Regions from separate parts of the Homo sapiens genome. Here region 2 is linked to region 1. A link is an interaction called in ENCODE POLR2A ChIA-PET data of the cell type or tissue named here. Cell type or tissue: HepG2. All regions are shown on one strand. Links, peaks and the distances in the headings refer to the core of each region. The heading gives the core; the rest is flanking DNA. Region 1 overlaps SMG1-DT (SMG1 divergent transcript). Region 2 holds the start of LOC124903657 (a long non-coding RNA gene).

Region 1 (16,066 bases), core at 5,390-9,389:
TGCACACACGTTTTTTAAAAGTTGGGCCAGGATGCTCCTTAAACGAGTGTCTAAACCGTATCTGCATAAGGAGTCATAACCTATCATTTTATGTTGCAAAGAAAACGTCTTTATATATCGCTTGTGCAAATAAATATTGTTACCAAAAGTACTTGAAGATTACGAGGAGTTGACCCCTTCACACACATGCATATCCCCTCCACCTTGGGCTCCTTGCTTATGGCCACCAATCCCTCACTAAGGGAGGATCCTGCCAGTTCTAAATGATGGGGACTACAAAAATTACAAAAATTAGCTGGCGTGGTAGCGCGTGCCTGTGGTCCCAGGAACTCAGGAGGGTGAGGCAGGAGGATGACTTGAGTCCAGCGGGTGGAGGCTGCAGTGACCTATGATCCCGCCACTGCACTCCAGCCTGGGCTGCGGAGGGTAGGGAGGGAGGGAGGGAGGAGAAGAAAAAGAAAAGGAGGGGCACCATGGATGGCTGACTCCTGTAATCCCAGCACTTTGGGAGGCCGAGGTGGGTGGATCATTTGAGGTCAGGAGACCAGCCTGACAAACATGGTGAAACCCCATCTCTACAAAAAAATACAAAAATTAGCCAGGCATGGTGGCGCACGCCTGTAGTCCCAGCTATTCGGGGAAGCTGAGGCATGAGGATTGCTTGAACCCGGGAGCCAGAGGTTGCAGTGAGCCGAGATCATGCCACTGAACTCCAGCCTGGGTGACAGAGCAAGACTGTCTCCAAAAAAAAAAAAATCATTTAGGTGAAGTGATTCATGCCTGTAATTCCAGTGATGGGAGGCTGAGACTGGAAGATCCTTGAGCCTGGGAGTTATAGGCCAGCCTGAGCAACATAGTGAGACCCCCATCTCTACAAAAATTATTAAAATTTTTTTTCAGACACAGTTTCACTCTTGTGGCCCAGGCTGGAGTGCAATGGTGCGATCTCAGCTCACTGCAACCTCTGCCTTCCAGGTTCAAGCGAGTCTCCTGCCTTAGCCTCCCAAGTAGCTAAGATTACAGGCACATGCCACCATGCCCGGCTAATTTTGTGTAAAAATTTAAAATTTTTTTACATTAGACAAGTTAGAAATTGCTTGAGCAACTGGACACAATCTCTGGTACTACCTTTCTTTTTCTTTTTAATTTTTTTATTTTATTTTTATTATTTTTTGAGATGGAGTCTCATTCTGTTGCCCAGGCTAGAGTGCAGTGGCACAGTCTCGGCTCACTGCAAGCTCTGCCTCCCGGGTTCAAGCCATTCTCCCGCCTCAGCCTCCCGAGTAGCTGGGATTACAGGCGCCCGCCACCAAGCCCGGCTAATTTTGTTTTTTATATTTTTAGTGGAGACGGGGTTTCACCGTGTTAGGCAGGATGGTCTCAATCTCCTGACCTCGTGATCCGCCCGCCTCGGCCTCCCAAAGTGATGGGATTACAGGCGTGAGCCACCGCGCCTGGCCCTCTTTTTCTTTATTGGTCAAAATATTATCCATCTAGGCATATGGATATGGAGGCATGCCTGTGATCCCAATTACTTGGGAGGCTGAGGTGGGAGAATCGCTTGAGCCCACGAGTTTCAGGCTGTGGTGAGCCATAATGGTGCCGCTGCACTCCAGCCTGGGCAACAGGATGAGACCATTTCTTAAGGGGACGGAAAAAATCACTCTGGCTGTGGCAGATTTCCTTAGGATAGATTCCGAGAAGTGGAGTTATTGGGGAAAAGGCTGTTAATGATTTTAAGTCTTTGGATACAGACTGTTAAGTTGCTTTCCAGAAGTTTCTGCCAATGATAGTCTGATACTTTCTGTGTCCTCACACCACCCTTTGTCAACACTGAGTGTTTTTGAGGGTTAATTATTTCTATGAGAGAAGTTAAAAAAAAAAAGACAACAGAGAAATTGCTTCAGGTGGGGCATGGTGGCTCACGCCTGTAATCCCAGCACTTTGGGAGGCTGAGATGAGAGAATCACTTAAGCCTAGGAGGTGGAGGTTGCAGTGAGCCTAGATCGTGCCACTACACTCCAGCCTGGGCAACAGAGTGAGACTCCATTTCAATAAAATTAATCAAATGAATCAAACGTGAGCAACTCTCATAACTTCCAACATTTTTTTCTTCTTCCTGTTGGTGGTTCTGCCTCTCTGGTTCCATTAGGATTTCCCTACTCCATTTCAGTCATGGGAGCCGAGTTTCTGTTCCTGAAACACACCAAGCCTTTCTGGCCTCTGGATTTTTGTACTTGCTGTTCCCGCCATCTGGAATGCCTTCCCTGCATTTGTTCCCATCAGGGTTGGGACTAGCAACGTGACAGGTGATGGAGTTGCTGAGGGTGCAAAATTTAAGGAGGCACCTACTCCCAGGGTCATGCAAAAGCCAACTTTGCATTTGCACAATCCTGTGAGTAAGTCCCTCCTTAAATTTGAGGCTCTGCCGTAATCCCAGCTACTCAGGAGGCTGGGGCAGGAGAATTGCTTGAACCTGGGAGGCAGAGGTTGCAGTAGGCTGAGATCCTGCCATTGCACTCCAGCCTGGGCAACAGGGCGAGAATCCATCTAAAAAAAAAAATGAGGCTCTAGGCACCACATTTGCCCTACTCTGGCCCCTGCCCTGATTTTCCTGGCCTGTCTCATCTCCAGACAGGTTTCTTTGACGTCCCTTGCCCATAAAAGCTGGCCAGTGCCCTTTCCAGGTACTCTGTCACATACCCTATTTCTTTCCTTGGTAGTACCCAGCACCATCTGCAAGTATTGGGTTTCTTTGCATATTTAGCATCGGTCCAACCCTTAGGATATCAGCTTTGCAAGAGCAAAGGTCACATCTATCTCAGCCTACCTCCTCCATACTCAGCACACAGCACAGCACCTGACCATAGGAAGCACTCAAGAAATGGGAGGAATGAAATGGAAATTATCTAAAATAAGGATCAAGATTGATACAGAAGTATTCATCTCAGTTTTACTTATTAATAGCAAAACAAAAACAAAACACCTGGAAATTATACTAATGCTCAACAATAGGAAACTGATTAGGATGCAGTACATTCAGAGCTGAAATTTTCTGCAGCCATTACAAATTACATTTGTGAAGTTTTGTTTTTTTTTTTTTTTTTTTTGAGACAGAGTTTTGCTCTTGTTGCCCAGGCTGGAGGGCAATGTCTCGATCTCGGCTCACTGCAACCTCCACCTCCCGGGTTCAAGCGATTCTCCTGCCTCAGCTTCCCGAGTAGCTGGTATTACAGGCGTCTGCCACCATGCCCAGCTAATTTTTGTATTTTTAGTAGAGACAGGGTTTCACCATGCTGGGCAGGTTGGTCTCAAACTCCCGACCTCAGGTGATCCGCCCGCCTCCGCCTCCCAAAGTGCTGGGATTACAGGTGTAAGCCACTGTGCCCGGCCTAAAACAAAAATTTACAAAGCTAAAAGTAAGCATTCAATAAATAGGTGTTGAATGAATGAACAGAGAATGAATACTCTTAGAGTGTGGCAGTGACTCAGACAGACCAACTGAGTAAACTTTAGCCAAGACATCAAGTCTTAGCTCTAAAAATAGTGACCAACTCTACCTAATGTTTATTGAGCATTTATTTTTTATTTTATTTTATTTTATTTTATTTTGAGATGGAGTCTTGCTCTGTCGCCCAAGCTGGAGTGTAGTAGCAACATCTCGGCTCACTGCAACCTCCGCCTCCCAGGTTCAAGCAATTCTCCTGCCTCAGCCTCCCGAGCAGCTGGGACTACAGGCATGTGCCACCATGCCCAGCTAATTTTTGTGTTTTTAGTAAAGACAGGATTTCGCCATGTTGGCCAGGCTGGTCTCGAACTCCTGACCTCAGGTCATCTGCCCACCTCAGCCTCCCAAAGTGCTGGGATTACAGGCATGAGCCACGGCACTCGGCCTTTATTGAGCATTTACTAATGCAAAACCACTCAGTCAAATGATCAATATGAGTTGTTACTTCAAGGAATTCCCCCAAACCAAGCTAAGGTAGGTTTCAATGTGGCATTTTACACTTTGGGGCTGTGATACCAAGAGAAGCTAGCTCCCTGCACAAGGTCACCCAGCTGGTAGCAGGCAGGGCCAGGAAGGGAATGTCACAGGCAGAGACAGAAGGGACATTTGGCCCCAACTCCACATTCGTCAAAGGCGTCAGATTTAGACCTTTGACGTGATCGCCTAGTGAAGTTAGACCCAGAGTCCCAGAGACACTCGAACAGGAAGGAAGTCTGAAGTTAACAAACTATGTCCATTACCAGCTCACACACCTGTAGAGGCTGTGCATGGCATTCATACTTCCTAATAAATTATATTATTACCTGGTGAACATGTAATTACATCGCTTCATAGTTTGTTTCCCCTTGTGTTAAAAGTGTTCAAAACATAAAAAGGAAACAAAATATAGTACAAATTGTGAATGCTCTTTGTTATTTCTTAAATTTTTGATACACTCAGAACCTCAAAAACTGTGAGTAACGTGATCCTGTCTTAACTCCTAAAAGATCTTCCAGTAAGGATTCGAACACAAACCAACCCCAGGGTCTTTCATCACCAGGATTTTCCTAGAAATCTTCCAAACTTCCTAGAGAGACACTGTACTGACATTTATTCTCTAAGTAAACAAAAGAGAATTCTCTCTTTTGTTTTCTTTTGACCCTATGTCTGGCCCAGGATTAACCCCTATTAGGCACCAAGAATTGAGGAACTTTATTCTCAACCAGGAGACTCAACTTACATGGGTGATTTTTAAAATGCAATCTTAAAAGCAAATCCACATCATAAAGACATTAAAGCAGATTTTTCAAAAAGAAAAACAGCAGCCTTCTTGTTCCTGCTCCCAGCTAGGAAATCTTTGTCACAGGTCAGGCTCCCTCAGTAAGGGCTATTTTTATAGCGATTTTTCAAGCTGGTGCAGGAGGAATTTGGCTGAGAAACCTCATGACACATTTGAAATCTCCACTTGGGCAGTCTCAGCTTGAGGCAGGGGCCAAAATTCTATGAATCAGGGCACAAGAAGTGCTGCCCAGTGGCTCGTGCATTCTTTCAACAATAAAATAGGAAGCCGGTGATGCTCATCTTAAGCTATTTGTAACTTTTAAATTGGAGAAAACAAGAAAGTGAAATTCCCTTATGTTTGGTCCTGAGCTGCCCAAGGACTGGCATGGTGATTTTAATGGAGCTAACTCCTTTGCTTTCCCTGATTAATCCATTATTAGGAATATATGTAAATAAAATGCAAACTTATGTAAATAAAATCTCCCAACAGCAAGTTACTGCCCTCTATTGTTTATACAGTTATCATTTAACATGCTGGACGCAGTGGCTCATGCCTGTAATCCCAGCACTTTGGGAGGCTGAGGTGGGTGGCTCACCTGAGGTCAGGAGTTCAAGACCAGCCTGGCCAATATGGTGAAACCCAATCTCTACTAAAAATACAGTCTTGGCTCACTGCAACCTCTGCCTCCTGGGTTCAAGCGATTCTCCTGCCTCAGCCTCCCGAGTAGCTGGGACTACAGGCGTGATCCACTGCGCCCAGCAAGTTTAACTCTAAAGAGTTAAAGAGACTACCAAATAAGGGAAGGATAAATATTTCACTTCAGAACTTCTAGTTGAAATAGGATCATTTAGCTTCTTTGGGACACTGCTATCTATGTCTTAGCTGAAATGATTTCTTCATCCCATACCAGGGAAGCAAATGGAGGCTTATTCCATAAAGTGTTTTGTGCTGTATAATTTGAAGGTCACACTGCTTGGCATAGTGTTTTCACCATCCCCCAGGCATACCACGTCTCAGAGGACCCTCCCTGCTGGTCCCTGGAAGAGGCTTCTCAGATAAAGCAGGACTTAAGGTAGTTTTTAGATGAAGGGGAGCAGATGGCTGAGTATTACATCACCTCAGGTAAAGGAAACAGGGATATGAAAATAATAGGATTGTAGAAAAATAATAGTCTAATCTCCAAATTATCAACAAGTATTGGGGAAGTGTTTACTCCCAGCAAACATCAGGGATGGAAGGGGACTAATAAAAGCCTGGCCCTGTACTACTCAATTTAAAAGCAGATACCATCTTTTTTACCTTTGTGTCAAACTAATAACAGCCACTTACTAAGAATTTTATTTTTATTTCTTTTCTTTCCTTTCTTTCTTTTCTTTCTTTCTTTCTTTTCTCTTTTTCTCTTTCTTCTTTTTTTGATGGAGTCTAGTCCGTCACCCAGACTGGAGTGCAGTGGCACGATCTCGGCTCATTGCAACCTCCACTTCCCGGGTTCAAGCAATTCTCCTGCCTCAGCCTCCCGAGTAGCTGGGGTTACAGGTGCCTGCCGCCATACCCGGCTAATTTTGCATTTTTAGTAGAGATGGGGTTTCACTATGTTGGTCAGGTTGGTCTCGCACTCCTGACCTCAGGTGATCCACCCACCTCAGCCTCCCAAAGTGCTGGGATTACAGGCATGAGCCACTGTGCCCAGTCTCTCTCTTTTTCTTTCTTTCTTTTCTTTACTTTTTTATTTTATTTTTATTTTTTTTGAGACAGGGTCTTGCTCTATTACCCAGATTGAGTTGCAGTGCTGCAAACACAGCTCACTGCAGCTCAACCTCTTGGGCACAAGTGATTTTCTCACCTTAGCCTCCCAAGTAGCTGGGACTACAGGTGTATTCCACAACATACACTGGGCTAGTTGGATTTTTTTTTTTTTTGACGGAGTTTCACTCTTGTTACCCAGGAATGGAGTGAAATGGCGTGATCATGGCTCACTGCAACCTCTGCATCCAAGATTCAAGCAATTCTCCTGCCTCAGCCTTCCAAGTAGCTGGGATTACAGGCATGTGCCACCACACTGGCTACTTTGTATTTTAGTAGAGACAGGGTTTCTCCATGTTGGCCAGGCTAGTCTCGAACTCCTGACCTCAGGTGATCCAGTCACCTCGGTCTCCCAAAGTGCTGGGATTACAGGTGTGAGCCACCATGTCCAGCCTTTTTATTTTATTTATTAATTTTTTTTTTGAGACAGAGTCTCACTCTGTCGCCCAGGCTGGAGTGCAGTGGCACGATTTCAGCTCACTACAACCTCCACCTCCCGGGTTCAAGCGATTCTTCTGCCACAGCCTCCTGAGTAGCTGAGATTACAGGCACTTGCCACCATGCCCGGCTAATTTTTTGTATTTTTAGAAGAGAAAGGGTTTCACCATGTTGGCCAGGCTGGTCTCCATCTTCTGACCTCGTGATCTGCCCGCCTCGGCCTCCCAAAGTGCTGGGATTACAGGCGTGAGCCACCCTGCCCGCCCAGAGATGGGGTCTTTCTATGTTGCCCAGACTGATCTTGAGCTCCATGCCTTAAGCAATCCCCCCACCTCCCACAGAGGAGCTGGAGACCAGCCTGACCAACATGGTGAAACCCCGTCTCTACAAAAATGCAAAAATTAGCCAGGCATGATGGCAGGTGCCTGTAATCCCAGCTACTTGGAAGGCTGAGGTGGGAGAATCGCCTGAACCCGGAAGGTGGAGGTTATTATGAGCTGAGATCATGCCACTGCAGTCCAGCCTGGATGACAGAGCAAGACTCCATCTCACACACACAAAAAAAAAAAAAAAAAAAGAAGAAGAAGAAAAAGAAGAGAAATACACCAGCTGGGCCTGGTAACACATGCCTGTAATCCCAGGACTCTGGGAGGCCAAGGTGAGTGATCACTTGAGTCCAGAATTTCAAGACCAACCTGGGCAACATGGAGAAACCCTGTCTCTACAAAAAAAAAAAAAAAAAAAAAAAAAAATTTAGCCATGCATGGTGGTACACACCTGTAGTCCCAGCTACTCAGGATGCTGAGGTGAGAGAATTGCTTGAGCCTAGGAGGTGGAGGTTGCAGTGAGCCAAAATTGCACCACTACACTCCAGCATGAGTGATAGAGTAAGACCCTATCTTAAAAATAATAATAATAAAGAAAAGAAATAGACTTATAGCTATCTATATATATGTTATGTAATGTTATATAGATATAGGAAAAGGCTGGAAGGATATTGTGACAGTTAATTTTAATGTGTCAAATTGACTGGGGCACAGGGTGCCCAGATATTTGGTTGAACAGTATTCTGGGTGTGTCTGTGAGGATATTTTTTTTTTCATTACTTTTTGAGACGGGGTCTTGCTTTGTCAGCCAGGCTGGAGTGCAGTGGTGCAATCATGGCTCACTGCAGCCTTGACCTCTCAGGCTCCAGTGAGCTTCCTCCCTCAGCCTCAGGTGTAGCTAGGACCACAGGTGTGTGCCACCATGCCCAGCTAATTTTTTAATTTTTTGTAGAGACAAGGTCTCACTATGTTGCCCAGGCTGGTCTCAAACTCCTGGGCTCAAGCGAGTCTACTCCTTCAGATTCACAAAGTGTTGGGATTACAAGGCATGAGCCACCACACCCAGTCTGTGAGGGTATTTTTGGATGAGATTAACTTTTATTTATTTATTTGTTTGTTTTTTAAACAGAGTCTCCCTCTGTTGCCCAGGCTGGAGTGCAGTGGCATGATCTCGGCTCACTGCAACCTCCGCCTCCCGGGTTCAAATAATTCTCCTGCCTCAGCCTCCAGAGTAGCTGGGATTACAGGTGCACACCACCATGCCTGGCTAATTTTTGTATTTTCAATAGAGATGGGGTTTCACCATATTGGCCAGGCTGGTCTGAAACTCATCTCACGTGATCTGCCCACCTCAGCCTCCCAAATTGCTGGGATTACAGGCGTGAGCCACCGCACCTGGCCAATTTTTGTGTTTTTTATAGAGATGGGGTTTTGCTATATTGGCTAGGTTAGTCTCAAACTCCTGACCTCAAGTGATCCTCCTGCCTTGGCCTCCCAAAGCACCCATGTGTGCCACCACACCCGGCCCATAGTAATTCTTCAAACATCGACCAACTGGTGGTTCTTGGCTGCTGAGAAGCCAGACCGGACAATGTGTGTGCACCTGCTATTCTCCATTGGTCCCTGCAAATCTATTCTCCATCTTTCTCCATTCAGCTCTGCAACCCAGAGAGTGACCTGCATGGAGCGTGCCAGCTGAATCCCTTGTCCTGTGTCTTCTGGCTGAGTTCTACCATAGGAAACACCGCCACGTGGGAGAACAGGAAGACATTGATGTCTGGGTGCTTATTCCTAAAGCTTCCTCCCTGAGGTCACCTGGAGGTTGCTGCATCTCTCTACTGAAGGCCACAGTTCCTGTCATATGACTGTCTCCATCCAGCTGCCTTCTCTAAGTTCCAGCAACCACTGTCTCTCTCCCTTGATCTTTGAGCCTAAAGGTAATGCAGGCTCCCTGATGTTGCTAGCCCTAGGATACTGCAGCATTCTTTGTTAGTTTACTAAAACCCTCTGTAAATAACCCTTTGCTACACTTTCATCATCTTTCTTTCTTTCTTTTTTAGAGACAAGGTCTCCCTCTGTCACCCAGGCTAGGGTGCAGTGGCACAATCACGGCTCAGGACCGGTGCAAGAAGGGAAGGTTGCATTCATAAGTTAGCAAACTTCAGAAAGCTCTTTGAAAAAAAAAAAAAAAAAAGAATCTTATTACCATTTTGTTTTTGTAGAAAGCCCACTTGATAAAAGTATTAATAACACACATGAGAAAGAGCTCACAGTGTTTTCCAGAAAAAAACACTTTGATTCTATAAAAGAGGTCAGTAGACTACAATATGAAGAATCCTTCTGTTGGCTTAACTTTTAGACTATATGACAAGTTCTCTGACTATAAAGACACTGATCAAAAGAACTCAGTTTAGCACAATATCCAAAGTCCAAAGTACAAGCAATAAAAGAAGAATCAGGTAAATTAGACTACATCAAAATGTTAAACTTTTTGCCTCAAAGGACACCATCAACAGGGTGAAAAGACAAAGCATGGAATGGGAGAAAATATTTGCAAATCATATATTTGATAAAGGGTTAATATCTAGAATATATAAAGAGCTCCTACAACTCAACAACAACAACAAAAAAAAACCCAAAAATACAAACAAACAAAACCAACTCTTTTTACTTAAAAAAAGGGGCGGAAGTTTTTTGTTTGTTTTGTTTTTGTTTTGTTTTGAGACAGGGTTTCACTCTGTCGCCAAGGAGTGCAGTGGCACCATCTCAGCTCACTGAAACCTCCACCTCCTGGGTTCAAACGAAAATATTTCTTTTCGTTTCTGTTTTTGTTGTTGTTGTTGTTGTTGTTGTTATTGTTGTTGTTTTTGAGGCAGAGTTTCAGTCTTTTGCCCAGACTGGAGTGAAGTGGCGGGCGCAATCTCGGCTCACTGCAACCTCCACCCCCCTGGGTTCAAGCGATTCTCCTGCCTCAGCCTCCCGAGTAGCTGGGATTACAGGCACCCGCCACCACGCCCAGCTAATTTTTGTTATTTTTAGTAGAGACAGGGTTTTGCCATGTTGGCCAGGCTGGTCTCAAACTACTGACTTCAGGTGGTCCACTCGCCTCACCCTCCCAAAGTGCTGGGATTACAGGCGTGAGCCACGGCGCCCGGGCAACTTTGTCCATTTTCGCCAGGAAGGCTGAAAGAGTTCTGAGGTGCTGCTTGATGCTGTAGTAAATCTCTTCTCTGTTTCTGTTTGGATGAAAGGAGTATATCTATATTCATGGCGCACTTAGAAAATGTAATTTTCTCTTACAGGTAAACAAATGATGGAGGAGGGAAGCTTAAGGGACAGGAGATTATGTAGGTGATAGTTTCTGGGCCACTTCCTGTTTTAAGTACCTTTTTTATTCCCCGCTTTCCAATTTGTAAAACATTGATGTGCTCACTGACATTGGACAGGGCACTTAATCTCCCAAAACCTTCATTTGCTCATCTGCAAACTCAAGGGTTTGAGTTAGACCGTGGCTTAGTGGTTTTCCAACTTCATTTTATTTTATTGAGACAGGGTCTCACTCCATCGGCCAGGCTGGAGTGCAATGGTGCGATCTCGTCTCGCTGCAACCTCTGCCCTCTGGGTTCAAGTGATTCTCCTGCTTCAGCCTCCTGAGTAGCTGGGATTACAGCACCCGCCACCACGCCCAGCTAATTTTTTTTGTTGTTGTTTTTTGAGATGGAGTTTTGCTCTTGTTGCCCAGGCTGTAGTGCAATGGCGCGATCTCAGCTCACCGCAACCTCCACCTCCTGCCTCAAGCAATTCTCCTGCCTCAGCCTCCGGAGTAGTTGGGATTACAGGCATGTGCCACCACATCCAGCTAGTTTTGTGTTTTTAGTAGACACGGGGTTTCTCCATGTTGGTCAGGCTGGTCTCCAACTCCCGACCTCGGGTGATCCCCTCGCCTTGGCCTCCCAAAGTGCTGGAATTACAAGACTGAGCCACCGCCCAGGGCCAAACCCAGGCATTTCTGACTCCAGTTGTGCCCTCATGTCTTAAGATGTAAAATCTTCCCGGAGGTAGCACCAGAAAGTTCAGGATGCAGAGATAGCGTGGGGCCTCATGATCTTTTAAAAAATATATTGAGCATTTATTACATGCTGCACCCCGCACTTTAAATGACCTGCAAGTTTATTATTATTATTTATTTATTTATTTACTTTTTTGAGACAGAGTCTCGTTCTGTCGCCCAGGCTGGAGTGCAATGGCGCGATCTTGGCTCACTGCAAGCTCCGCCTCCCGGGTTCATGCCATTATCCTGCCTCAGCCTCCCAAGTAGTCGGGACTACAGGTGCCCGCCACCACGCCAGGCTAATTTTTTGTAGTTTTCAGTAGAGACGGGGTTTCACCGTGTTAGCCAGGTTGGTCTTAATCTCCTGACCTCGTGATCCGCCTGCCTCAGCCTCCCGAAGTGCTGGGATTACAGGCGTGAGTCACCGTGCCCGGCCCTCCTGCAACTTTAAATGACCATAAGGATGATTCATCTATCACCTGCTACCATCAGATAACTGATGGCAATAAATACCTGAGTTTGAAGATATAAATTTGAAAAGAGAGGAAATACTACTTGATTCCTAGGATCAATACTACCCTCCCCACCATTTTCAAAAATAATCTCATTCTGTGGTCTAAGAAAAATAAATAAATTATAAAATAAATCATTAACACTAATCTTTGAAACAGTATTTCCCAAATTATGTTTCTTAGAACATAGCCCCTCGAGGTATGAAAATGGGACTGGGTGTGGTGGTGCATGCCTGTAATCCCAGCACTTTGGGAGCCCAAGGTGGGAGGATAGCTTGAGCCCAGGAGTTTCAGACTAGCCTGAGCAACACAGCAAGACCTCCATAACTCCCCGCCCCTCCCCCTCAAAAGAATTAGCTGGGTGTGGTGATGAACATCTGTAGTCCCAGCTACTTGGGAGGCTGAGGTGGGAGGATCACTTGAGCCCAGGGAGTCAAGGCTGCAGTGGGCTGTGATTGCGCCACTGCACTCCAGCCTGGACAGCAGAGGGAGACTCTCTCTCAAAAAAAAAGAAAAAGAAAAAAATATATAATTTGAGCCACATATGTAATTCTAAACTTTCTAGTAGTCATATTTGAGGAAATTAAAAACAGGTGAAATTCATTTTAACAATATATTTTATCCAAAATATTATCACTTCATGTAATCAATATACAATTATTAATGAGATATTTTGCATTCTGTTTTTGATAAGCCTTGAAAGCCAGTGTGTATTTTACTTACAGCATATTTCAATACAAAGTAGCCACATTTTAAGTGCTCAGTAGCTATAAGTGCTTAGTGGCTACCATATTGGTTTCTGTTAGTCTAAAACTACCACTCTTGTTTATATGTTCTTTCTTCTAAAGAGTTTATTTTTATTTATTTATTTATTTAATTTGTGAGATGGAGTTTTGCTCTTGTGACCCAGGCTGGAGTGCAATGGCACAATCTCAGCTCACTGCAAGCTCTGCCTCCCAGGTTCAAGCAGTTCTCCTCCCTCAGCCTCCCCATTAGCTAGGATTACAGGCACCCACCACCATGCCCAGCTAATTTTTGTATTTTTAGTAGATACGGGATTTCCTCACGTTGGCCAGGCTGGTCTCAAACTCCTGACCTCAGGTGATCCACTCACCTTGGCCTCCCAAAGGAATGGGATTACAGGCATGAGCCACCGCTCCCAGCTGCTTCTAAAGAAGACCTCCCCTGAGGTCAGGAATTCGAGACCAGCCTGGCCAACATGGCGAAACCCCATCTCTACTAAAAAAATACAAAAATTGGCCGGGCGCGGGTGCTCACACCTGTAATCCTATCACTTTGGGAGGCCGAGGCGGGCAGATCACAAGGTCAGGAGATCGAGACCATTCTGGCTAACATGGTGAAACCCCATCTCTAAAAAAAAAACAAATATAGCCGGGCATGGTGGTGGGCGCCTGTAGTCCCAGCTACTTGGGAGGCTGAGGCAGGAGAATGACGTAAACCCGGGAGGCAGAGCTTGCAGTGAGCCGAGATCGCGCCACTGCACTCCAGCCTGGGTGACAGAGCAAGACTCCGTCTCAAAAAAAAAAAAAAAATTCAAAAATTAGCTGGGTGTGGTGGCAGGCACCAGTAATCCCAGCTACTTGGGAGGCTGAGGCAGGAGAATCGCTTGAGCTCGGGAGGCGGAGGTTGCAGTGAGTCGAGATTGTGCCACTGCACCCCAGCCCGGGCAACAGAGCTAGACTCCATCTCAAAAAAAAAAAAAAAAGAAAAGAAAAGAAAAGAAAGCTATTTCCCAAGTTTTGATGTGAGTAACCAGTGTGTTGGTGCCATTTACTGAGATAAGAAAGGCCTGGACAGAGGCAAATTGGAGTCAAGAGTTCTGTTTTGACCATGTTAAATCTGAGATGTGCATGAGATTGCCAAGTGCACATGTCAAGCCAGGAGTAGGGTCTATAAACATGTGGCCTAAATAGGCAAATTTGAGAATCATTGGCCTGAAGATGATACTTTAAGGATATGTGTGGAAACAATGTTACAGAAAATTGGCTCAAGGAAAAGGAAAGTTATACATTTTTAAGTGCAATTAAACAAATTTAAAAACCTAGACTCATCCCTCTTAAAGGCCCTTAAACATCCCTAGAAGCCTCCTTCAGAATCTTGAAGTGTGAACTCTTGTTCTTGGTCTTCTAATTAATCCTGCCTTAGAGTCTCAAGGGCCATTCACAAGCAAGAAGCCTTTTATCATCTCTTGTAAAAAAGAACCTGCAAGAGCTGCTTCTCCTGCTGTATTTCCATTATATCAGTGCTGTTTTCTGAGTTTTTTTTTAATTGCAGTTGTGCAATATTTAAGTCACCTTATAGTTTAAATAAGTGTTTCCAGATTTGCCTTGGGAAATAAGCAGTTGATGCTGTCTCTGTGGGAAAAAAGCTCTGAGGTATACACTTTTGGAACACAACCTGCTGCCTACAAGTTAGGAATTGCCACGTTTGGTTTTAATAAGACCCCACCCTTAACTCCAAGGAGTTTATAATGTAATAATAAACATAGTAACACCAGGGCTGGGTGTGGTGGCTCATGCCTGTAATCCCCACACTTTGGGAGGGTGAAGCAAGAGGATCACTTAAAGCCAGGAGTTCAATACCACCCTGGGCAACATAGTGAGACCCTATGTCTGCAAAACAATAAAAACAATAAATTAATTGAGCATGGTGGCACTCACCTATAGTCCCAGCTACTTGGGAGACTGAGGCAAAAGAATCATTTGAGCCCAAGAGTTCAAGGCTGCAGTAAGCTGTGATTGTGCCACTGCACTCCAGCCTGGGCAACAGAGCAAAGGCAGAAACACTAAATATTATAGCATCGATTGAGCATTGCTATGGTCTGAAAGTGTTCCCCACAGATTTCTTTCTTTCTTTCTTTCTTTCTTTCTTTCTTTCTTTCTTTCTTTCTTTCTTTCTTTCTTTCTTTCTCTTTCCTTTTTCTTCTTTCTTTCTTTCTTTCTTTCTTTCTTTCTTTCTTTCTTTCTTTCTTTCTTTCTTTCTTTCTCTCTGTGTCCCTCTTTCTTTCTTTCTCCCTCTCTCTTTCTTTCTTTCTCCCTTCCTTCCTTCCTTCCTTCCTTCCTTTTTTTTTTTTTTTTGAGACAGAGGCTCGCTCTGTCGCCCAGGCTGGAGTGCAGTGATGCGATCTCGGCTCACTGTGAGCTCCACCTCTCAGGTTCATGCCATTCTCCTGCCTCAGCCTCCCAAGTAGCTGGGACTACAGGTGTCCGCTGCCAAGCCCGGCTAATTTTTTTGTATTTTTAGTAGAGACGGGGTTTCACCGTGTTAGCCGGGATGGTCTCAGTCTCCCGTCCTCGTGATCCTCCCGCCTCGGCCTCCCAAAGTGTTGGGATTACAGGCGTGAGCCACCACACCTGGCCTTCTTTTATTTATTTATTTTTTTTGAGACAGAGTCTTGTCCTGTCGCTCAGGCTGGAGTGCAGTGGCGCAGTCTTGGCTCACTGCAGCCTCCACCTCCTGGGTTCAAGCAATTCTCCTGCTTAGCCTCCCGAGTAGCTGGGACTACAGGCACACACCACCATGCGCAGCTAATTTTTGTATTTTTAGTAGAGATGGGGTTTCACCACGTTGGCCAGGCTGGTCTCGAACTACTGACCTCAAGTGATCTGCCCGCCTTGGCCTCCCAAAGTGCTGGGATTACAAACAAGAGCCACCATGCCCTGCTTCCCACAAGTTTCTGTGTTAAAATCCTGACACTCAAGATGATGGTTTTAGGAAGCTAGGTGTTTGGGAGGTGATATGGTTTGGCTGTGTCCCCACCCAAATCTCATCTTGAATTGTAGCTCCCATAGTTCCCACGTGTTGTAGGAGAGACCCCTGGTGGGAGATAATTGAATCATGGGGGTGGTTTCCCCCATACTGCTCTTGCGATAGTGAGTAAGTCTCGAGATTTGACGATTTTATAACGGGTTGCCCCTTTTGCTTGGCTCTCATTCTCTCTTGTCTGCCGCCATATAAGACAAGCTTTTGGCCTTCCGCCATGGTTGTGAGACCTCCCCAGCCAGGTGGAACTGTGAGTCCATTAAACCTCTTTTTCTTCATAAATTACCCAGTCTAAGGTATATCTTTATCAGCAGTGTGAAAATGGACTAATACAGGAGGTGATTAGGTCACGAAGGCAGAGCCCTCATGAACAAGACTAGTGTC
Region 2 (16,066 bases), core at 195-4,194, 190 kb after region 1:
CCAAATTTCCATGGCCCCCACAGTCAAGACCTGCCATTCGTTTTCTCTTGCAGGTTGGAGTAAATTTGCACTTTGAATCATGTGGGTCATTTGGGGACCTTGTTCTTTTCTATTTTGCTTTATTAATAAAGGAACTTGTAGAAACCTCTGGACTGAATGTCAGATCTGGGGAGGGCTTTCGTCTTCCCGGAGGGCAGCCTGTGCCTGTGCTGGCTTGTAGTTCCTTGCACAAGCCTCAACTGCTTTGAGCATCTGGGTGTATGGGAAACTTTTCCCATGCATTAAGGCTGGGGATCATTCTTGTGTAGAATTAGCTCTGTATACAGGTGGGAAAAAAATGCTAGTTCACAATGCTACAGGTGTGCTCCCTGGAATCCTGAATCTTCAAGTCTTCCTGGCCTAGAACCTTCTGCCCCCACCTCTCCTCTCTGCCTGACTCTCCCACCCCTGCTCCCCCACACATACCCAAACACAATTTACGTCTTGGCCTGTGGCTCAAGAATTTTGTCCAGAAATCTCTTAGGCCCTCAGGCCCTTGCGAAATGGTAAACATTTGCTAATACGAAAAACCACCAGGCTTAGCAGGAGATAGAATCTTGGAGACTAAGGGTTGTTCAGAGCCCCAGAGCCAGGTAGAAGCCCAGGGAAACCTGCAGCCATGATGAAACAGTAGTTGTGGTCAGGCACGGTGGCTCACACCTGTAATCCCAGCACTTTGGGAGGCTGAGGCGGGCAGATCACGAGGTCAAGAGATCGAGACCATCCTGACCAACATGGTGAAACCCCCGTCTCTACTAAAAATACAAAAATTAGCTGAACGTGGTGGCATGTGCCTGTAGTCCCAGCTACTTGGGAGGCTGAGGCAGAAGAATCACTTGAACCCGGGAGGCAGAGGTTGCAGTGAGCCGAGATTGCACCACTGCACTCCAGCCTGGCGACAGAGTGAGACTCCATCTCAAAAAAAAAAAAAAAAAAAAAAGAAAAGAAACAGTAGTTGTGTAGGGCACTTGCCCAGGGGAATGTTGGTGGGGTGTGTTTCGCTTGGTTTTCAACAAATAATACTGTCCGACGGCATTGAGGACACACACACAGAAGTGGCCAAGACAGACATGTCTTCTCTCTTATGAGCTCACAGAGACAGGCAGACAGGCAATGAAAGAACCCATTACCGTACAGCGTGGTAGGTGCTGGGTAGGAGAAAGTTTTTCAAAACCAAACAAGGGTACCTCGTGCACTTTAGGGTTTTCAGGAAAGCTCCTTGGAAGAAGTGACATCTAAGTTGAGATCCAAAGATAGGTGGGAATTAGCCAGGTGAAGGGAGTTGGGCTGGAGAAGAATATATTGAACGCAGAGATGAAAGAACATTCCAGTTTGGCTGGAAAGTAGGGGCAGGTGGAGAGGAGGGGAGGAGGATTCAATGGAAAGGATGAGGTGGGAGGGAGTTTGAAGCCAGAGCTTCTCAGGCTGGAGTGTGCAGATCACCTGGGAGCCTTGTTAGAACGCAAGTTCTAGCTGGGCGCAGTAGCTCACATCTGTAATCCCAGCACTTTTGGAGGCCTCAGCGGGGGGATCACTTGAAGTCAGGAGTTTGAGACCAGCCTGGCCAACATGACAAAACCCCATCTCTACTAAAAATACAAAAATTAGCCAGGGGTGGTGCGCATGCCTATAGTCCCAGCTACTTTGGATGCTGAGGCCCGAGAATTGCTTGAGCTCGGGAGGCGGAGGTTGCACTGAGCTAAGATTGTACCACTGCACTCCAGCCTGGGCAACAGAGTGGCACTCTGTCTCAAAAAAGCAAAAACAAACAAAACAAACAAACCAAAAAAAACCCCCCAAAAAAACCCAAGTTCTGATTCAACAGGTCTTGCCTTCTTTTTTATTTATCTATTTTTCTGAGACAGGGCCTTGTTCTGTTGCCTAGGCTGGAGTGGAATGGCAGGATCATAGCTCACTGCAACCTCAACCTCCCAGGCTCAAGAGATCCTCCTGCCTCAGCCTCCTGACTAGCTGGGACTACAGGAATGCACAGCTAACTTAAAAAATTTTTTGTAGAGATGGAGTCTTGTTCTCTTGCCCAGGCTGGTCTCACACTCCTGGCCTCAAGCCATCCTCCTGCCTTGGCCTCCCAAAGCACTAGGAATACAGACGTAAGCCACCATGACTGGCAGGTCCTGAGATTTGGCCTCTTTAACAAGCTGCCAGGGAATGGTGATGCCACTGGTACAGAGTCCACACACACACACACACACGCACACACGCAGCTGCAGACCACACAGAGAGTTTGAACTGATCAGAGGGCACTGTTGAATCACTTTAGACAAGGAGTGGCAAGGTCACATTTGAATTTGGCTCACTCTGGCTAGTGTGGAGAGTGGATTATACAGGGGTTGGCAAACTACCACCTGAGTATTTATTTTTGTAAATAGTGTCATTGGTACACAGCCACGTCCATTAACATACTGTTTATGGCTGCTTTCGTGCTACCTGGGCAGAGCTGAATAACTGTGACAGAGGCCAAATGGCTCACAAAGCTGAAGATATTTACTTTATGGCCCTTTGTAGAAAAAGTTAGCCAAGCTCTGGAGCAAGACTATAAGGAATTGGATGCTGCAGTGGTCCAGGCCTGGGCAGGGGGCCAGAGGTAGGGACAGAGAGACAAGTTAGAGACAGACAGTGGCGTGCATTAATGCAAAGACTTGTCGGCAGGGCGTGGTGGCTCATGCCTGTAATCCTAGCACTTTGGGAGGCCAAAGCAGGCAGATCACTTGAGGTCAGGAGTTCGAGACCAGCCTGGGCAATACGGTGAAACTCCGTTTCTACCAAAAATACAAAAAGAAAAGAAAAGAAAAGAAAAAAAAAACAGGTGTGGTGATACATGCCTATAGTCCCAGCTACTCGGGAGGCTGAAGCAGGAGGATCACTTGAACCCAGGAGGCAGAGGTTACAGTGAGCTGGGATCACACCACCGCACTCCAGCCTGGGCAACAAAGTGAGACTCTATCTCAACAACAAAAGCAAAAAAGACTTGTCTTCAAATCTTGTGTTCTGCACTTCTTATCTACGTGTCTCTACAAGTTACCTAATCCTCTTTGTATCTTGATTCCCTCATCTGTAAAATGGGATTAATAATGGAACCTTGCCCATAGGAGTGATTGAGGATTAAGTGAGATTTTTGCATGCAAAGTGCTTGGCACAGATTAAGCGCCCAGTACGCGTCAGTGTAGAAGCAATTATTAGAATGGCCTGAAAATGCCATTCTAATAATCCCAGCACTTCGGGACGCTGAGGTGGGAGGATCACTTGAACGCAGGAGTTCGAGGCCAGCCTGCACCACATAGCGAGACCCCCATCTCTACAAATAATTAAAACTAGAGTGGCATTTTCACATAATCTGTGTCTCTAACCTCTTCCTCTGCTCACTTTGCTCAAGCTCATTCTTTCTCCTCTGCAGGGTCTGTTTCCCTGTCGTCCACCCCCGATCATCTCTCTGCTACCCAGTTTTTGTTCATCTCCTTCCTTGATGTCCAGGGCATTTTCCACTATGAAAAGGTTTTATTCGGGATACTATGGTAGACTGGTTACAACAATAGTCTCTGATCTCCAGTTTTCTTACACCTATGCCCTTTGCAAAGTGATTTTGCAATCTTTTCCATCAAGAAGGGTTGCCCTTTTGCCTACCCCTTACATCTGGAAGGGCTTTGTGAGTTTGTTTATTTATTTATTTATTTATTTATTTATTTATTGGAGATGGAGTCTCGCTCTGTCGCCCAGTCTGGAGTGTAGTGGCACTATCTCGGCTCACTGCAACCTCTTCCAGGTTCAAGCGATTCTCCTGCCTCAGCCTCCTGAGTAGCTGGGATTACAGGCGCCTACCATAACGCCTGGCTAATTTTTGTATTTTTAGTAGAGACAGGGTTTTGCCATGTTGGCCAGGCTGGTCTCCGACTCCTGACCTCAGGTGATCCGTCCACCTTGGCCTCAAAAAGTGCTGGGATTACAGGCGTGAACCACCGCGCCCAGCTGTAAGTTTCTTTGATCAATCGAATGTGGCAGAGGGACATGGTGCTAGTTCCTGGCCTAGGCCTCAAGAGGTCTTGTCTATTTCTTATTGTTCTCTTAGAAGGCCACTGCTACCATGTGAACGGCTCACCTGCTGGGGGATGAGCGATCACATGGCTCCTTCAACCCTGTCCCCAGAGCCGCCAGCCAGCCGACTGGGAGATATGGGAATGAGGACATCCTAGACCAGCCTCCTCACCTCCTCCCCAGTGCCCGAATAGACCTGACCACTGACTGATGGAAACACTCAAGTGAACTAGCCAAGATCAGCAGGTCCTGGCCCAGATCAGCAGAACCACCCGGCTGGCCCATAGACTCTGAGCAATAATAGACAGATACTTCGTGTTTTAAGCCACTGAGTTAGAGGTGGTTTATTGTTCAGCAACAACTAACTGATATGGATGCCTAGGAAAATCTGGCATAAAAAGGCTGCCACTGCAGTAAATAGAAGCAGTTCATTTTTCTGTTTGTTTGTTTGCTTGTTTAGAGATGGGGTCTTGCCCTGTTGCCCAGGCTGGAGTACAGTGTCACCATTATAGCTCACTGCAGATTCAAACTCATGGGCTCAAAAGATCCTCCCACCTTAGCTTCCCAAGTAGCTAGGACTACAGGCATGCACCACCATGCATTGCTAACTTTTTCAATTTGTATTTTTTTTTGGTCAAGACAGGATTTTGCTTGCAAGAAAACAAGCTCAGGGCTCCCACTGATTCTACATTATGACAAGTTGTATAATTATTTCATTATGTATTACAATAATAAAAAGAAAAATAAAGTGCACAATAAATGTCATGTACTTGAATCATCCAAACACCATCCTCCCCCCACACCCAGCCCATGAAAAAATTGTCTTCCATGAAACTGGTTCCTGGTGCCAAAAAGTTGGGGACTGCTGGATTAGGGACTCAGTAGACTTCCTCTGACATCTCATTGGCCAGAATAATGTCACATGACCATTCTTAGCTGCAAGGGAAGCTGGGAAAGAGAGCCTGGCACATGGCATACAGCAGCCCTGAGCAGTAGATGAAGAAAGAATGAGTATAGTGGGTAAATAAGAGTCTGTCAGAGGCCAGGCATGGCAGCTCACACCTGTAATCCCAGCACTTTGGGAGGCTGAGGCAGGTGGATCACCTGAGGTCAGGACTTTGAGACCAGCCTGACCAACCTGGCAAAACCCCATCTCTACTAAAAATACAAAAATTAGCCAGGCATGGTAGCGTGCACCTGTAGTCCCAGCTACTCAGGAGGCTGAGATGGGAGAATTGCTTGAACCCAGGAGGCAGAGGTTGCAGTGAACCGAGATAAGCACCATTGCACTCTAGCCTGTGTGACAGAGTGAGACTCCATCTCGAAGAAAAAAAAAAGTCTGCCAGAGAAATACCACAAACACACAGCTGAAGACTCTGTCAAAGAAGTGAGAAGTAATTAGAGAATTTACCATTCTGTAATTATTCAGTTAATACTTGCGTACTTGCGTTAAGTTTTAGGATTTAGTAAATGCCCCATAAGTGTTAGGATTGACATCTCAGCTCCACCTGTCACTGGGTGTATTCTTCTGGGCAAATCAATTAACCTGTCTGGACATCAATCCCTTCATTTGCAAAATGAAGGAGATAATCTCTCCTCTTATAGGTTCCTTGGAAGAGTCAAAAAGTAAAATGGAGAAACTGAGAAGTGTTATCTAAATGTCGACTGTGTTCTTTTAGGAATGCACCAGCATTTCTGGAACCACAGGAAGGTGAGTCCATTTCTTAAGGAATCACTCTTAGGCACTCTGCCAGATGTCTCCCTGCCACCAAACTTCCTTTCCCACAGGACTGTGAATGGGTCTGCGGTTGTGACTTTTTGTTGTAGTTGCGTCCCCAGAAGAGAGATACAGTGAGAGCATCAACCACATGCTTATCTCATTCTTACTTCTAAAGTGTGTCATCTTTCTCCCCAGTCTGATTTTCATTGCTTGAGTTCCTGGGCAGAAAGCTTAGGCTAGTTGTTCTCAATCCTGGCTTCATAACAATGGGTAAGGGGCTTTGTAAAAATACTCATGCTTGGGACCCCACCTAAGACCAGAGAGATCAGAACTTAGGAGGATGCAGCTAAGGCATGGGAGCTGTTTACATCTCCCTGGACAATTTTAGAGTGCAGCTGGGGTTGTGAACCAGTGACCTAGGTCAGATGGCCCTTCTGGAACCTGCAGTGCTCAGTAGAGTACCTGCAATCTCTCCACTAGATGTTGTGGAAGCACCAGCTGGTTTGCATGAGGTTTGCTACGTGGCTGAGACAGAAAGGTTAAGGGTGGTGATGGTGGTGCTGGGGGACCAAATCCTAGGAGAGAGCTCTTCAGCTGAGAGACACAAGGCAAAATATAATTGCTAAGTGGGCAATGGGGCTTCATCCATTTGGCAGTTCCCCTTTTCCCCAACCCCAAGGAGAAGGAAACAGTTAAACCAAAAAAAGAGGCATCAGAGTCATCCTGAAACTTCTCAGTAATGAAACGCCTCAATATTCAGAGGGAGAGTGCCCTGTTCTTTCTTGCTCTGTCGCCCAGGCTGGAGTGCAGTGGGGCAGTCATAGCTCACTGCAGCCTGAAATCCTGGGCTGAAGCAATCCTCCTGCCTCAGGTTCCTGAGTAATTGGGACTCCAGGTGCTGCCACAACGCCTGGCTTTTTATTTTATTTTATTTTTATTTTTAAAGATGGGGGTCTTACTCGGTTGCCCATAATGTTCTCAAATTCCTGGCCTCAAGGGATACTCCATCTCGGCCTCCCAAAGTACTAGGATTACAGGTGTGAGCCACCATGCCTGGCTGCCCCACTTCTTTTAATCTTGTAGCCTGCAGATAACATATGTCAGATACAGCCTGTCTTCACAAAATGCTGGCTCTTTTCATGAATATTCAATGGTTTTGCCTACATTATCTCAATCTCTCTCCCCAACTCATCTTTAGGTGTAGTGGCTGGCACTTAAAAAAAATAAAGTCTATCAAGACACCTTCTAATGAAGCCAGGGAAAAAAAAGACCCCTAGGAGTCCCACTGCGTGCCAGACTCAGGCTAAATGCTTTTAAGGACCAAATCTCTCAAATGATTTTTATCTTCATGGTTTATTCAATCATTAGTCTCCTCAAATTAGCAGCTATGCCTCTGATGGGCAACTGTCGATCCTTATCAAAATGAAAGCATTAAAACATATTTCAACCTTGGAGACAAATGGTTGTGGCATTTGAAGAAGAGAAGCCTTCAGGATCTTGCATGGCAGAAAACTGCAGGCTAGAAACCCTGCTCCAGATTTTAAGCAATGGACTTGTGATGATTCTTTTTTCTCTGATAAATACCTGGTTTTCAAAAGCAGTCTAATTAGTATGGATCTCCACTTTGCAAGGCTTAAAAGTGTATTTGGGCTTCCTCTCACTAAACCAGTCTCGTGGGACCACCCAGAGTCTAAGCTCTCCCCTTCCAGATGCTGAATATGCATGAGTAACCCTCTATCTCCCAGTCCCCTGCAGTTAGGCAGGGCCAAGTGACTGGTTCACCAATGGGCAAGGAGCAAAAGTGATGTGTGCACGATCCTACAGAGGCAATAAAAGCCATGTGTTAAAGAGGCGGGTGGGTCACCTGAGGTCAAGAGTTCGGGACTAGCCTGGCCAACGTAGTGAAACCCCATCTCTACTAAAAATACAAAAAATTAGCCAGGCGTGGTGGTGGGTGACTGTAATTCCAGTTACTCGGGAGGCTGAGGCAGGAGAATTGGTTGAACCCAGGAGGCAGAGGTTGCAGTGAGCTGAGATTGCGCCACTGCACTCCAGCCTGGGCAAAAAGAGCAAATCTCAAAAAACAAAAACAAAAAACAGACAAACAAACAAACAAAACCATGAAACTGATGATCCGCAGCTTCCAAATAAGATCTTAGGAGTTGGATGAATGGGCTCAAGCATGAGCTTTAAGAGGCAAAATGGCGGAGTTTAACTGGTATATGACCTTGTAGAGACATTAGGCTGGTAAGGGAAGAACACCTCATATAACTCCAGTAAGCACACTGCACATTCCACTGCCACCCCCACAAATGTTAGCAGGCCACTGCACATACGGATAGCCCACTCCAAGGGAAGGATCAGGGGAGAAGGGATGCGAGACCCTGGAAGTAGGCCAACATATAAAACCCTCTGTCAAAGGTCAAATGGGACACTTGAGAGGTTAAGTATCACCTCCTAGGACTATTGCCACGATCTCTGTCTTGTAGGGTTTCATGCACTTGGCCCTGCTCCAAGGGTACTCGCCTTCCTTTAATTCCTGCTCTAAAGCTTTTTAAGAAACTTTCACTCCTGCTCTGAAACTCGCCTGTCTCTCCTTCTGCCTTCTGCCCCTCAGCTGAATTCTTTCTCTTGAGGAGGCAGGAATTGAGGTTGTGGCAGACCCGTATGGATTTGCCAGGGTAACACCAGGATGCTGAAGAGAGTGCCTATCATAACCCCATTTTGGAAGACCCCATTGGGACCCTACTGAATAATGATTGAATGCTAACTATGTGCCAGGCCCTGTGCTGGCACAGGGGATAATAGAGTGGTTAGCAGAGCAAACACCATCTTATTGGCCTGCAGTTTACAGTCTGCTGGAAGAGGCAGCCACTTGCCAATAAGCACGCCAGTGAGCACTAAATAACTAACAGAGGGCCAGGCATAGTGGCTCATGCCTGTAATCCTACTTCTTTGGAGGCCAAGGTGGGTGGATCACTTGAGCCCAAGAGTTCAAGACCAGCCTGGACAACATGGCAAAACCCCATTCTATAAGGAACATAAAAATTAGCCGGGCATGGTGGCACACACCTGTAGTTGCAACTACTTGGGAGGCTGAGGGGGGAGAATTGCCCGACCCGGGGAGGTCGAGGCTGCAGTGAGCCGTGATCGTGCACTTCAGCCTGAGTGACAGAGTGGTGAGACCCTGTCTCAAAAAACAAACAAACAAAAAACGAAACTAACAGAGGTAAATGCTTTGAAGGAAAGAAACCAGTTTTTATGACACTGTGAGTCAAAGGGACCTAGTGCAGCATGGGGGAATTAGGGAAGGCTTCTCTGAAATCTTGAAGCTCAGCACACTAGCCCATGGGGGTCTGTTTCAGGGTGTCACCTTCGGGAGCACTTACAGAGTGAAGCTCTGTGACAAATGCTGGACACACACAGTTCTCCTTTGATCATTGCAATAGTCCTAGGAGGTAATACTATTATAATAGGAGCCCCAATGTACAGAGGTGGAAACTGAGGCTCAGAGGGACGAGATCATATGCCCCCAGGGCATTTAACAAGGAAGTGCAAACAGGGATTTGAACCCTCATCTGCTGACTCCAAAATTAACGCTCACTGCATTTCCTTGGCCCTTGCAAAGCCAGCCAAGGAAGTTAGTCATACAGGAAGTAGCCCCTCAGAAGTCCCACAGCAGGAGATCAAAATGAAACAAGCAAGCAGATGTTTACAAGCTGCCTGGAAAAGCCACCCACCACAAGAGCAGGGAATCATTCTCCCTCTACCCCAACCCCTCCTTCAAAGCTCCTAAAAAGCTTCCTTTTTCATTTTTACAGAGTCCCCTCTCCACCCCCTTTTCCCCCAGAGGACTGACTTCATCCTTTCAGCAGATGGGAAGGCGTGGGCTGCCGGCCCTACAGTAGCACAATCACCAATGATGACTTCCCTCCAATCTTAACCCAGATGAAAATGACAGAGACACACCAGCTCTTTCTTCTCTTGGCTTTTCCCGAAGCTTCCCTTTCCATTAGGCCACTGGGGGTTGGCGCCCGAAGCTTCCCTTTCTCACCAGAATAGAAGCAGGAAGTCTTGGGGTAGCTGCGTTGAAATGTTGGCTGGTACGAGCATGTTGTTTTGTTTTTATAGAAGGACTAAACAGATCCCCCACACAGACACAATACACATTCAGAGGCATGATTCCCATATAGATACACATGTGCACACATGCACGCATAGATATACATGCTTGTGAGTCACACACATTCACTCATAGCTAACACTTGTATAGCACTTACTGTGTTCCAGACAGTATCCTAGGTCAGGGCAAACTGTGGACCATGGACCAAATCCTGCCTGCAGCCTCTTCGTGTAAATAAATTTTATTGGAACACAGCGGCTCTGTGTTTAGAGAGAGTCAGGCCAAGGAACAAGTGACCCAGATAGGTCAGAAAGTGACTCTGGGAATCTAGAAGGGTGTGAGCCAGGCCTGGATTGGTTTTGCAAGAATGAAAATGGCTTTCTTGTTTGTTTGTTTGTTTATCATAGAAGTGATATATGCTCACTGTAAAAAGTTCAAGTATACAGAAATGTCTAGGAAAGAAGTAAAGATCTTTGGACACCCCTAGAAACTCAGGCCAAAGCTTCCCCACTTAGCAATCAGGAGTGGGAGAGAGGGGTTGCCCATCCACCCCTGCCTATCCCTTCAGGACAAAAACATCAATTCCCATGACCTCATCTGCCTGCCTTGAGACAGTGGGTGTTGGGGACAATGGCAGGATGTGGACTTCCAATGTAGCAATCTGACATCAGCCTTAGCCTGGAGCTGGGTAGTGCCCATGATCAAAGCCCCTGGAAGGGACCAGTTCAGCTTGTATCAGAGCCATCCTTGGGGTGACTAATAATAATGATTTTGATTGAACATTCACTACTACCAGACACCACTCAAAAGATGAAATTAACTCATTGAATCCTTGTGACCATCCTAGGAGTTAGGTACCCTAATGCTCTTCTTACAGAAGATGAAGCAGGCTCAGAGAGGTAAAGTAATTTCCCCAAGGTCACACAGCCAGGAAACAGCAGAGCCAGAACTGATGTCCCAGTGATCTTGTGCCAGAGCCATGTGCTCTTCCTCACAAGGCTGATGTGATGTTTGGAGGCTGGAGGCTGGAGTATTTAGAATCCTCAGTATACAATTGAGGAAATGAGGTTCTGAAAGGTTGAGTGACTTGCCTAAGGTCATACAGCCAACAAGCAGGAGCTCCAGGAAAGAAGTTCAGGGTCATGTGACTTCAGAGCTGGTTCTTAGTGCTGGGTTTCCCCAACTCCAGCCCTTGGGGAGTATCTTTGCCACCTCACGGTACCTCCTGCAAGACAATTTGTTTACTCTTTCTTCTTTTTTTATTTTTTGAGATGGAGTCTCACTTTGCCGCCCAGGCTGGAGTGCAATGGCGTGATCTCAGCTCACTGCAACCTCCGCCTCCCAGGTTCAAGCAATTCTCCTGCCCCAGCCTCCCAAGTAGCTGGGATTACAGGCCCCCCCACCACGCCTGGCTAAGTTTTGTATTTTTAGTAGAGACGGGGTTTTGTCACGTAGGCCAGGCTGGTCTTAAACTCCTGACCTCAGGTGATCCACCCGCCTTGGCCTCCTAAAATGCTGGGATTACATGCGTGAGTCACTGCGCCCGGGCTGTTTACTCCTTAACACTGCTGCCATGGACTTATGTGTCCCTCATAAATGCATGTGCTGAAACCTAATCGCCAATGTGAGGATACAAGGCGCTCTTGAAAGGTGATTAGGTCATGGGGGAAGAGTTCTCATGAAGGGATTAGTGGCCTTCTGTAAGAGGCATCAGAGAGCTCCCTCACCCCTTCTGCCACGTGAGGACACAGCGAGAAGGCACCATCTGTGAAACAGGAAGTGGGCCCTCCGCAGACAACAAATCTACCGGCACATTGATCTTGGACCTCCCGGCCTTTAGAACTGTGAGGAATACATTTCTGTTTTGTTGTTGTTGTTTTTTTTTTTTTGATGGAGTCTCGCTCTGTTGCCCAGGTTGGAGTGCAATGGCAAGATCTTGGCTCACTGCGACCTCTGTCTCGCGGGTTCAAGCCATTCTCCTGCCTCAGCCTCCTGAGTAGCTGGGATTACAGACGTGTGCCATCATGCCTGGCTAATTTTTGTATTTTTAGTAGAGATGGGGTTTCACCATGTTGGCCAGGCTGGTCTTGAACTCCTGACCTCAGGTGATCCACCCCCCTCGGCCTGCCAAAGTGCTGGGATTACAGGTGTGAGCCACTGCGCCTGGCTGAGAAATATTCTGTGTTTATAAGCCACCCAGTTTAGGGTATCTTGTTATAGCAGCTCACATGGACTAAGATAGTTGCTTGTTGTTGTTTTTTTTTTCTCTAGCCTTATTCCAAACTCTATCTGTGAAATTATTGGTTTAATGTGCTAGTTATACATATTTTTCTACTACATTAAATACCTACTAAGCTAAAACATGTATGTCATGTGTTCCATGAATGGTACATGTGCTCAGCTATAAAAAAACACACTAGTTTCTTGGACCAGACATAAATCCCACCCTTAAGGAAGTTTTGGGTGAATTGGGGAGATGGACAGTGTTATGGGCTTAATTGTGTCCCCTCCCTGCCATTCGTATATTGAAGTCCTAAGCCCCAGCACCTTAGAATGTAATCATATTTGGAAGTAAGGGTTTTCAATAGGTGATTAAGTTAAAATGCAGCACCATCATAGCTTGCCGCAGTCTCAAACTGCTGGGCTCAAGCAATCCTCCTACCTCAGCCTCAAAAGTGGTTGGGACCACAGGCACACAGCACCATACTCAGCTAATTTTTAAAAATTTTTTGTAGAGATAGTGTCTCACTATGTTGCCCAGGCTGGTCTTGAACAACTAGCCTCAAATGATCTCCCATCTTTGGCCTCCCAAAGGGCTGGGATTACAGGTGTGAGCCACAGTGCCCAGACTCCAACTTTTTATTATTTATTTTTATTTTTTTGAGATGGAGTCTTGTTCTGTTGCCCGGACTGGAGTACAGTGGTGCGATCTCAGCTCACTGCAACCTCCGCCTCCTGGGTTCAAGCAATTCTCTTGCCTCAGCCTCTTGAGTAGCTGGGATTGCAGGTGCCCACCACCATGCCCAGCTAATTTTTATATTTTTAGTGGAGACAGAGTTTCACCATGTTGGCCAAGCTGGTCTCGAACTCCTGACCTCAAATGATCCACCTGCCTCGGCCTCCCAAAGTGCTGGGATTACAGATGTGAGCCACCACGCCCAGTCTCCAACTTCTTTTTGGTGTGTGAAAGAAACTTTTATCTTACTTAGCCCTGTTATTTTGTTATAAGGAGAGGGACCTAATCCTAATTCTAACTGATTTCAGCTGCTTATAAAACTGGGAAAATATCACATTCAAATCCAATTTTCTGTCTTTACTTGAAAAATAAGATCGGTCACACTGTGCCCATGTTCCCATGTGGCAGTGGCGAGGCAGGGGCTCAGGAGGGGCTGTCTGCTCCATCTCCAGTTCACATAGTCCTCATGAATCACAATCTATATGTGATATCCACCTGACTTGCTGGTTTATCTTGTCTGCCTGCCCCTGTAGGCATTTGAGTTTGTGACCCCTGACTCATTTTCTCTGAGCCTCAATTTCCTCACTGACAAAATAGGGCTAATTTTAGAGTCTCCTTGTTAGGCATTTTTTTCTTTTTTTGAGACAGAGTGTCACTCTGTCACCCAGGCTGGAGTGCAGTGGCACAGTCTCGGCTCACTGCAACCCCCACCTCCCAGGCTCAAGTGATCCTCCTACCTCAGCCTCCCGAGTAGCTGGGATTACAGGCACGCACGACCACACCTGGCTAATTTTTGTATTTTTAGTAGAGACGGGGTTTCACCACGTTGGCCAGGCTGGTCTCAAACTCCTGACCTCAAGTGATCTGCCTGCCTGGGCCTCCCAAAGTGCTGGGATTACAGGCATAGACCACCACGCTCGGCCTCCTTGTTAGGCTTTTGCGAAGATGAGATGAGTTGCTAGATGCAAAGTGATATTTACAAGTCTCAGGAGTGAGGGCCACTGCTATCATTGTTACTGTTATTATCATTATCACCATCATTACCAGTATGGAAAGGAATTTGCCTTTTTTGGTGGTTGATCCAAAATCAGAAGGAGAGAAAGCAGGGGAACAGCTCAGATGCTAGCAAGAGTTTCTAGAGTGTGTTCATGCCTGCGGATGACTTTTCTTTTCCGCCCAGGGACAGAGTTTCCGATGTTCATTTATTTAATCCCTCTTGGAAAGTGTTAGCAGCTCGTTGCATCTGTAAAGGATGGAGGTGCCTTTGATCACTTCAATCAACTCACAGCTTCTCCCTTCCCAAAGGCAAGAGGCACCCTTGGCTTCCTCCTGCAAGGGCTCTGGGTACAAGCCTGAGCTTGCTGCCACCGTTAGTCTCCCACTGTGCTGGGGCTGAGGGAGGGGGCTGCCGGGCCCACGGTGGAGTTTGGGGGGATTTCAGGTTAACCCACAGTATATGGGAGGGTGGGTTTCTTTTCCTTTGTGCCGTCATTTTTCCAAGGCGGCAATCAAAGGAGAGCAACCTGTGGTATAATTCAAGGCTGGCAAAGAGACAGACAAAGATGATGGCAGAGGTGCCTCCCCTGCAGCCTGTGGATCCATACTGCACTCACGTCCTCACTCTGAAGGTGGCCTCCTATGAACACCTGCAGCTCAGGCCCGGGAGTTCTTATCTGTTTGTGACAGGACATTCCACCCACATGTAGGACAAGGCAGACATTGCTGGAGTGTTTGAGCCGCAGGGAGCAGCGCTCAACCAACCATGGATGGGACTGGTGGATAATCGCCCAGCTCCCTTCCCTTTCCATGGGACAGCTCTGGGATGCATGCTTTGCCCTGGCCCCAGCAGAGCTGAACCTCAGTTGCCACCTGCCCCCCAGCCCCCTCCGTAGGAACATGCCTGGGGACACACCCTTCCTTGGCTGCCTTCCCGTTCCCATCCCTGTCTCTCACTGTCCCCTCCCTCCTGGTGTTTCCTGAATCACTGTGCAAATAAACTACTCACACCCCAGCTCCTGTTTCAGGGTCCACTTCTTGAGGGGTGTAAGCTAATCAGTCTGTGCAGTTTGGTTCTGGAGGTCACTGAAAAGACTCACTCCTCCCTCTTTCTACCCTGAAGACGGAAAGCTCCCTTTCCCCATCCAGATGTGAACTCTGACTGCAGTGAAGTGAGACCTTGGGTGGGGGGCAGGAGAGGGACCCAAGGGTTGACAAGAGTAAGGAATGGTAGAAGAAAGGGCTTGGGGTGCTCCAGTGTGCCCCGAGAACTGAGGAGGAGGCCCATGCCATACCCACAAACTTTTCATTAGTTAAGTGAAGTATGGATGGAATGATCTTTGGATGCCATTCGAGCCTGCTAGCCAAGTTGTTCCTGTCTGTACCACCCCACCCAGCCAGTGTACAGCAGGGAGTGGAGGTAGCAGTCATACAGTATGGTGGTTAGGAGCTCAAGCTCTGGGTTTAAATAAACCTGGGCTCAGCTGCTGGCTTTCCTACTCATAAGCTGTGTGATCTTTAGCAAGTCACTTAACCTCTCTGAGCCTCAGTTGATATTCCAGCAACACTGCAATGAGCCTTCCTGCACATGTGCCCTTGGGCAACAGGCAGGAGCTTCTCTAGGACATATCCCTGGTGACCAGACGTGCTGAGTCGTAGGGTCTGGACAACTTCTGCATTTATTCATGAGGGCTGGCGCGCTTGGCAGTGATTAAAAACGTGGACTCACATCAGCAAGCGGTGTGTGCTTCTCGGGTGCTCTGATACATCCCTTACAAACACAAACGGAATTACAGTATGCAATCAACTTGCTTTTTTTTTTTTCACCACGTATACGTATTGGAGATCTTTCCATATCTAGCCACCTCAATATGCCTCATTTTAAAAACCATTTTATTGAATCATAATTATAGAAAATTGCATAGCAGGATGAACTTTTACAGTGTGAAAAACACTTGAGTAATCAGTACTGAAATCCAAAACCAGAATGTTACCTCTATTCCAGAACCCCCCTGCTGGTCCCTCCCCTCCCTCAACCACAACGGATTTATAAATATGTACTCTTGGCGTATGTGTGTCTAGCTTCTTTGGCTAAGAACTAGTTTATGAGATTTATGGATGTTGTTGCATGTAGTGACATTTTGGCAATGCCTGGAGACATTTTTGGTTGCCCCGACTTGCA

Evidence for each region. ChIA-PET counts read pairs that join two places held together with the same protein. Peaks named below come from ENCODE experiments on the same cell type or tissue, not always from the same donor. Only the 100,000 strongest peaks of a DNase experiment are listed, where the experiment ranks them.
Region 2: POLR2A ChIA-PET joins it to region 1 with 5 read pairs; 3 of 35 experiments call an interaction of 5 or more read pairs at or near these places.

The regions. Positions count from the first base shown.
Region 1 is chr16:18,927,864-18,943,929 of GRCh38, forward strand. It overlaps SMG1-DT (SMG1 divergent transcript), which reads left to right. Exons shown (of 2, transcript XR_001752094.2): 2 at 8,993-9,353. Among named protein-coding and RNA genes, the nearest start is that of SMG1, 9.5 kb to the left of the region's middle. In HepG2, for the core only: no CTCF peak of the experiment used is centred there; a DNase peak (open chromatin) is centred at 9,188; H3K4me3 peaks cover 185 bases.
Region 2 is chr16:19,121,486-19,137,551 of GRCh38, forward strand. It overlaps ITPRIPL2 (ITPRIP like 2), which reads left to right. Exons shown (of 1, transcript NM_001034841.4): 1 at 1-144. It overlaps LOC124903657 (a long non-coding RNA gene), which reads left to right and starts at 5,361. Exons shown (of 2, transcript XR_007065011.1): 1 at 5,361-5,800; 2 at 14,069-14,899. RefSeq lists enhancers at 9,380-9,459, 9,382-9,676. In HepG2, for the core only: no CTCF peak of the experiment used is centred there; a DNase peak (open chromatin) is centred at 2,256.